Linked DNA regions of Homo sapiens: region 1 is linked to region 2. The links are chromatin contacts, found by Hi-C or POLR2A ChIA-PET in ENCODE. All regions are on one chromosome and are shown on one strand. Each heading gives the region's core, a stretch centred on a gene start or an enhancer-like site at or near the end of the contact. The rest is flanking DNA. Distances are from core to core; before and after follow the strand shown.

Region 1 (3,770 bases), core at 946-3,445, 130 kb before region 2:
TTCTTTAAAAATTGGAGAAGGAAGTGCTGAGAGGCGCCTAAGTAAATCTCTGAGGTTATACATGTATTCTTCCCTTCTTTGCATGTTAGAGTAGCCTTCCCTCTTCCTGGTGACCTTGATAATCAGGTTCAGTTATCCCTTCCAAGATGGCGACTCCTCTTTCTTGCCTGTGGTCCCCTTGGTGCAAGCTGTGTCCATGGATCAGCCACAGTTATGATTCAATGGGCTGTTGCTGTGTCACCTGTCAGAAGCATTCTCCCTTAAAAAATGAGTACCTCAAAACCCACAGAGCTCAGTGTTTGGGGGATTCTCCAAGTAGGTCATTGGGAGTGATGGCTGGCAGAGACACTCCTATTTCCACTCCTTGGTTCCCGGACTCATGTATTTTACCCGTGTGAACACAGTGCCATATAAAGGTCTTTGCTTTAAGATGTATTCTGCCTCCTGGAGAATGGTGCTCCATCCTGACAAGGCATCACTTTTGAGCTGGTGTATTGGCTAAGCCCCAACAGTTCTGTCTATACCATTGCTTTATGTGGCTTGAAGCCCCAGGGTGTCATAGCATGTGCTAGAACCGTTCAGTGGAGTCCACGGGCATGCGCCCATTCTAACAACTCCTTTGCTGAAAAGTGGGCTCCTTGCCCTGATGTGATATTATACGGATCCCATGAAGGTGGATTTAACACGATAGAAGCCCTTGAATAGTGGTGCTCACCAAAGTGCTAAGGGCAGGAAATGTGAACCCATGCCCAGGATATGGATATGTGCCCATTCAGGTTAAAATTAATTGCTGCATCTTCCAGGGTGGAAGGTATCCAGTGTAGTGAATTTGCCAGAGTGTCCGGTTGGTCTCCTTGAGGTATAGGCTCTACTGGGACCCCAGTATCACTCTCTGCTGCTAGAATGTTAGACATTTGGCAGTAGCAGTGGCTAGAAAAGCTTTGGTAAGCGGGAGCCAATACTGGTGGGCCCATGCATAGCTTCCATACCTGCCACCATGGCTATTCTATTCAGCGCCGGCCCTGGAGTGGATGATGACAGGGACTGCTGTCAACTGGTTAGTCATTTTGTCTACCTGTATGTTTAGTGCCTCTCTTGTGGGTGTTAACATGTGATACAAAGACCTTCAACACTCCTGTAGTCCATGCACGTGTCTCTACTCCAGACCTCCTTGTGGCCAATCTGCCAATCTGTCTCCTACTAGGCCCCTGCCCATTTGGTCAAGCCATTTGGTACTGCCCATAAGTCTGCATATATCACGACCCCAGGCCACTTCTCTTTCAAAACAAAGTGTATGACCAGGGACACCACCATCCACACTGTCTTTTAAGACCACCCTTGAATGGGACTGTAGCACAGTTCCCATTCATTTTCAGCTTGCACGGATGTACAGAGCTGGCCCATCCATGAAGCAAGCTTGAGCTCCTTCCTCTTAGTCAGCTAATCATAAGGGTCTTACATATGGCTGTGGGTGTGAGCTGAGAGGGAAGTGCTGGTACAGTAATAGTGGATGGCTATTGTGCAGCTTGACTGTGCCCTCTGGTCCTGCTTAGGCCTAATCCCAGATGTACCAGTCCAGTCTTACAATGGATTGTTCCAGGGCCTATCCAATGACATGACATAGTGGTTTCGACAGAACCCAGCTCCTGATGGGCTGCTTTGGCCACATGGTCACTTTGTGTCCCATGGTCAGATACTGTGTCTCTATGAGGTCCCCATAGCATGCCAGAACTGTTGTTCAAAGTTGTATAATTCTCGCTGTGGATGGCATAATTTTGTTCCAGGCTTGTTAGTGATTAAACAAATTCAATAAATCATCTCCAAATGAAGACAGTAAAGTTTTTACACTTACTTTTCAAAACCACAATTTTCTCATCATTTTTAAAAAGCTACATCATATAGTAAGAGTATTCAATGTGACTTTGGGACTTTTAGACATGATTTTTTTAAAAAAGGTCTACTCACACCAATCTTTGCTTATTTATATCAAATCCACAAATACAGCAGGATGAAATGAACAAATAAAAAAACTTAGGAGTAAGTTAAAAATATGGCTTGGAAAAATAACACAGGGCCAAGTTAAAGTTAGCAGACAAAAGCACAGGGCCAGAATTCCCAACCAGTTGCTGGATCTGCACTGTAAACTCCATTCTGGGTCCTGCTGTGACTGTTGCCAAGACATCATGACTCAGCACTCTCCCTGAGACCCACCACATGCAACGCAAGGAGACAGGTTACCCCATCACCCATTTCATGCACACACCAGGATGCAGATGCACTCAGTGAAAAGAGGACTGAGCTTTCTGCATTTGGAAAACTGCCTGAGATGGTGGGGGTGTGTGAAGATAGCCTAGGCAGTGTAACTCAATTTAGTTAAAAAAAAAAAAAAAAAAGGCAGCTGGGCGCAGTGGCTCATGCCTGTAATCCCAGCACTTTGGGAGGCCGAGGCGGGCGGATCACGAGGCCAGGAGTTTGAGACCAGCCTGACCAACATGGTGAAACCCTGTCTCTACTAAAAATACAAAAATTAGCCAGGTGTGGTGGCGTGCACCTGTAATCCCAGCTACTCATGAGGCTGAGGCAGGACAATCACTTGAACCCGGGAGGTGGACGTTGCAGTGAATCAAAATCATGCCGCTGCACTCCAGCCTGGGCAACAGAGTGAGATTCCATCTCAAAAAAAAAAAAATATGACTTGAACTTAGTCTTGGTCCTCCGGACAGCAGATCCTGAGACAAACGCTTGAGTGCAAAAATTTATTGGGATGTGTGATCCAGCAAGTAGGAGTAAAAGACAAGACGGATGAAGGACAGAGGATGGAAACCAATACAAGGATGAGTTATTAAGTTGGCCACAGCTCCTGGCGAATGGTTCCTGGCTGTTTCTGGGCTGCCTGAGGAGTTGCATGAAAGATGTTTCAGGGCTGTCCATCTGGGGGAAGAAAGGAAAACATTTATCCATTAGCACTTAGACTCCATTGATCACTCCTGGGTTGGGCAAAATGCATGGGCCCCCGACGGCTTAGAGAAGCTCCAGGGCAGACTCTGGAAGCTCCAGCAGAGGTGTGAGGCAAAGGCATGAGGCAAGGCCCCAGCAGGAAGCTGCTCAGAACCTGCATCAGTAGCTGGAATGAGGGACAAGGGACACCCAAAGGCACTGAGGTCATACCCAAGAGGTGCCTGGTGCACAGTCCAGATTTAAAATTGGTTGCTGCTGGAAAACCATCTTCTTAGAATCTGTTCATCTTTAGCAAATTGCTGATCCCTAAGTAATGACCCCTGTAAGAGTTAAGTAATGTCAGCAGGATACTTGTTTCAAGCACCATTCCATCCATGAACAGAGCCAGCATTTGCAAGTATGTTCTTTGCTTCCTGTGTCAAAATATGAAGCTTTCATGAATGCTCCAGAGATTATATCTGAAAACAGATTTACTCCAGACATCTAGTCTAGCACATGCGGCCCAACTTAATGTCCTATAGAGATAATAAAGAGTTGAAAGAATAAAACTGTTCATTTTATACACATAGGTAAGAAACCATATCTCCACTCATTTTCAGAGCATCTTTGACTTTCCAGAAGCAACTTTCTTTTAGGCTGGGTGGTTTAAATACAGTTTGAAAATAATGTGAATTTTCACACTGTGTTCTCATATAAGGCCCCTGAAAATTTTTCTTCTCTGAAAATACAATATTGACTCTTTTATGGCCAAATTAAGCTACAACAAATAAGGTACGATTCTATTTTCCTTTTCACTGTAAACAGTCTCTATT
Region 2 (4,025 bases), core at 327-2,826:
CTCAGACAGCCTCCCAGGAGGACACAAAGTCAGCCTCAGAGAGGCATGGAGGTGTTAAAGAGGGAAGTGCCTGCTAGAATTTCAGTGGGTTGGATATGCTCTTTAACGATGCACAAATCATAGGTATACATTTTCTGACAATTGGAATCTATTATTACTCTTGAACCAGCTGTTCCCCAGGCTGTTTCCTGTAATGGAAGGGATACTTTGAGTTTATATCTTTTCAATCCTACATCCTCAGAAATCTACACTGATACTAATAAAGGGACTCATTTCTCCTATAAGAACCCCTATGCGAGAAAAGTATGTTTGGGTATTGCCTAATGCACTCATAATAAATATACACAGCCATAAAACAGAGTAAAAGTCCTGGTAAGCCTGTTATTTGCAGTAATTGTAGATTGTGAGTGGACATTTTAAAGAGAAGCTTACAAGTTAGTTGTACTTTCTGGTAGTAATTACCTCCCACAACATGACTCACTTCGGCAGTTTAAATGCAAGAGTTGGGTGTCCCAAAATCAACAGTTTTATAAATAAATCTCTGAATCATGAACTGAATGCATAAATGTTTAAATATTTCTCCTTCTTAATCTGAAAGATAGCTTTAGATTTAAGATATTGCACATATTTTAAATACCTTAGGGGAAAAATAAAAACAAAAAAAGCAAAAAAGGCAATGGATGTCTCTGTACACTGTAGAAAGGCTTTAACTTGGAAGTTGATATCCTCTTTGCAGGAATGAACCTACAGCAACCAGAGTGTTAAGTGGATGTTTTCTTCAATCCAAGAGGGGAGGCTGCTATCAATCTGTTCTAATGCGGCCCATTTGTTTGTTTTTTAAGTAATACTCGCAGGGCAGACTTTTATGGTAATGTAGCAACATTAATGCTTTTAGGTGGGACTCTCCTGCAGTCTCATGGGTAATAGAACATATAACGGAAGAAATGTGGCTGTGTCAGCTTGGAATGCTGCAGAAAGAACAATTCATGCCAGAAGGAGACATTCGGTTTTTTGGAATGCTCACTGAAAGACATTGTGTATCTCAATGAACTTCAGCCTTACAATCAGTGAAGCTTTTTTTTTTTAAACCTGAAAAAAATCACACTCTAAAATTATTAACAGAAACATCATCCACCCCACTAGACTCATTTTTTTGTGAAGTTCTAAAGTTTTATTTATGTCTGGTTAAAAAGGGAACTGTATTAGAAGTCTGTTCTATTCTTGTAACCATGTTTTTCAGAATTTACGATTAATCACCCACATGGATCTAAGAGTAAAATCTGGAGTCAGAATTCTATATCTGTGTTTAAAATATAAAATCACATGTCGATCTACCTATGTTTTTCCCTCTGTTTAAAATAGCAATGTGACAGCCAACTTAGCACTGAATCCTATAGAATGTTCAGTGTCGAAAAAGAACGGCTTCTGCTGGTTTTTTTTTTTTTTTCAGTCCTTTTCTGAATTTGATGTCTATTTTGTTCCCAGTTATTTTCATATCTTCAGCTGCTGCTATTACATTCCCATCTCTTGGAAGGAGCCAGAGCCAGAGAAATACAGGGTTCCTCTGTGGCCAAGGGAAAAATGCCTGCCAAGAATGCTGAACTTCTGGTGAAGGTCACTAAATACTACAAAACGGACTAAGTACAGTAAATAATAATGTTGGTGCACACAAATGAATAGCCAATTGCATTGGCATTTTGTGGGGAAATCTGATATTGTATAATAACACTAGTACATCTAGACATGGAGAAGCTAGTAAAACACCTCCAAAGGGCATGCAGCAATTCTGTGGTTGGACAAGGACCAACCCAAAGCTCAGCGTGTCCCAGAATAATCATCCTGACAAATAACTGGTATCTTTGGTTGCACGTATTAGACCCCTTAGTATCGTAGGCCAGAAACTTTTCACCTGGATCTCATTAAGTTTTTTGTACAGGACGGAAAAACCAGGCTCATAGAGACCATTCTCTTGAGTGCAAAACGATCACCTGTAACTGACTTTCAGACTCCTAGCATGTCAAAAGATGGGGCAAGTTCCTTCCATATAGCTCACTGGAGGTATTTACAGTGCCCAGGATGTTATTTATGGTCTAGGAAGAGTTTGAGTTCTTGGTGGCAGGCAGGGGAGTATAGTTTGAGGGAGATCCATCACATGTCTTTTTCGACACTGAACATTCTATAGGATTCAGTGCTAAGTTGGCTATCACGTGGTTCTCAAGCCACGTTTTGAACAAGAGTAATTTACTGCTAAGTACAAAGCTGTAGGGTACCTTAATAAGCATCTGGGGAGAATATAAGTTGCCTTGATGATGATCAGAAGTGGCTCGGGAGAGGCAGGAGAATGCTAACTGATTCTCTAATCCCCGGGCTCCTATGCCAGGGAATGAGTGAAGTCTTTCCCCCAAAGGCAATAGCAAATCCCTCTGACTTTCAAAACAGTATCATACTGTCTGCATTTTCTCTTTAACTAAGTTAGGTTACCTCACAGGGACTGGTGGTTACATCAGGAGATGGCATTTCTTCATTAAGTTAAGGGGTCCCACCCTCTCCCTTTTATAATACAGCTTTTTGTTGATTTGATCCTAATGGAAGCAAATCCAAGAGAACATAAGGAACATGCCTTTAGGAGTAAATGGAAGAACTTCCTTTTCAAATGGTATTGCTAAGTTCTAGAATGGGAAAACTGGATAACAGAAAGAAGGGTACTTATTCCATATTTACGTTCTCTCGGCATCCCTTCCATTGCTCTGCCAATTGTCCTGCGCTGGCTCTGCCGGGGATCTGACCAGGACCCCATCTGACACCTGGGCATGACACACCATGGAACACTAGGCTCTGAGTCATGTTCAACCCTGAGGTATGTGGAGTGAACTCCCTATGGGGTGAAACTTAAATATAATGAGATATAAGGGCCAGTGAGTGAAACTTAAACCAATGAGTTATGAGGGCCCCCTCTTCCTTGTGGATTGACTGGCTTGAGACGCTGTTCAAATTATCAGAGGATAGCCCTGTAGAAAGAAACAATCAGGTGCACAGAGAAGCAGCCAGTGAGCTAGCACCTTCTTGTTTAGGCTCTACTTTCCCTGCTTCATTCTCTGGGACCCTCTTGGGTGTCTCCTGGGGTTGCACTTCCTAATAACATTAAGCCTTTCGTCTTGGCCTCTACTTTCTGGAGAAGCCAGGCTGACACACTTTCAGAAGGGGAAAAAAATTGCATAGTAGTTCACCTGGAAGAAAAAGCCATCTCAAAAAGTGTTTATTTTATTAAAAGAAGACTGGGTAATGTTGTGTCAATGTAGGTTCAGAGAGGTAACAGATGCATCATTCTGGTGGGAGATGTTGTGGGAGATGTTGGCAGTAGGGGAGGCTGGGTATATATGGGGATGGGGGATATGGGAAATCTCTGTGCCTACCACTCAAATTTTCTTTCAACCTAAAACTGCTCTGAAAAAATAAGGTACATTAAAACAAACGAATGAACAAACAAAAAAGAAAACTGGTGAAAGACTAGCCCGATCAAATATTGAAGTATATTATAAAACCACAGTGATTAAATCAGTCTGCTCCTCATGCAAGGAGAATCAGGCAGGAAATTCGATGTGCCTGCTGTGTGTTAGGCCCTCTATTATGCACTCTACATGAATAATCTCATTTCGTTCGCATAACAGCCCTGCTTGGTAGGTATCATTTATGCCATCATTTTAGAAATAAAAACAAACCAACCAACCTGAGGCCTAGACACTTTCCCAAATTCAATCAACTATTATGTTGCAAAGACAGGATTTGAACTTTTTAATGATACACGTAGCCACAAGGCAATATATTCACTAACCATTTCCCTCTCACCCTGGGCACATAAGAAGACTACATTTCCAGGTGGACCTCTAGGTGTGGTCATGCGACCCACTCAGGCCATTCAAATATGGTAGAGGTGTGTGTGCTGCTTCTAGGCCTGACCCCTAAATCTCATGAGACCCTCTGTTCCCCCCCACCCGTCACTGGCTGCAGAAGATCTAGCAGATGAT

What was found. A loop is a pair of places that touch in the nucleus more often than their neighbours do. ChIA-PET counts read pairs that join two places held with the same protein, here RNA polymerase II (POLR2A). Pooled maps may share reads with other maps.
Region 1: a map of ascending aorta shows a loop between it and region 2 (2.0-fold over the local background). The contact joins two enhancer-like sites. A Hi-C loop is called at or near these places in 2 of 168 maps with a recorded cell type or tissue (aorta and ascending aorta) and 4 of 50 pooled maps. POLR2A ChIA-PET finds 5 or more read pairs at or near these places in 6 of 52 experiments (BJ, Caco-2, HEK293T and 3 more).

The regions. Positions count from the first base shown.
Region 1 is chr10:31,127,241-31,131,010 of GRCh38, forward strand. All of the region lies in intron 2 of LOC105376481 (a long non-coding RNA gene), which reads left to right. LOC105376482 (a long non-coding RNA gene) reads right to left here. Exons shown (of 4, transcript XR_001747412.2): 3 at 3,169-3,278; 4 at 2,743-2,931. Among named protein-coding and RNA genes, the nearest start is that of LINC02664, 59 kb to the right of the region's middle. Within about 2 kb of position 2,196, at least 7 of the 41 ENCODE cell types and tissues checked have a DNase peak (open chromatin) inside an H3K27ac peak, as active enhancers do; they include IMR-90 and ascending aorta, where a contact is called at or near this core.
Region 2 is chr10:31,261,260-31,265,284 of GRCh38, forward strand. It overlaps LINC02664 (long intergenic non-protein coding RNA 2664), which reads left to right. Exons shown (of 3, transcript NR_134478.1): 3 at 1-293. Among named protein-coding and RNA genes, the nearest start is that of ZEB1-AS1, 56 kb to the right of the region's middle. Within about 2 kb of position 1,577, at least 4 of the 41 ENCODE cell types and tissues checked have a DNase peak (open chromatin) inside an H3K27ac peak, as active enhancers do; they include IMR-90 and ascending aorta, where a contact is called at or near this core.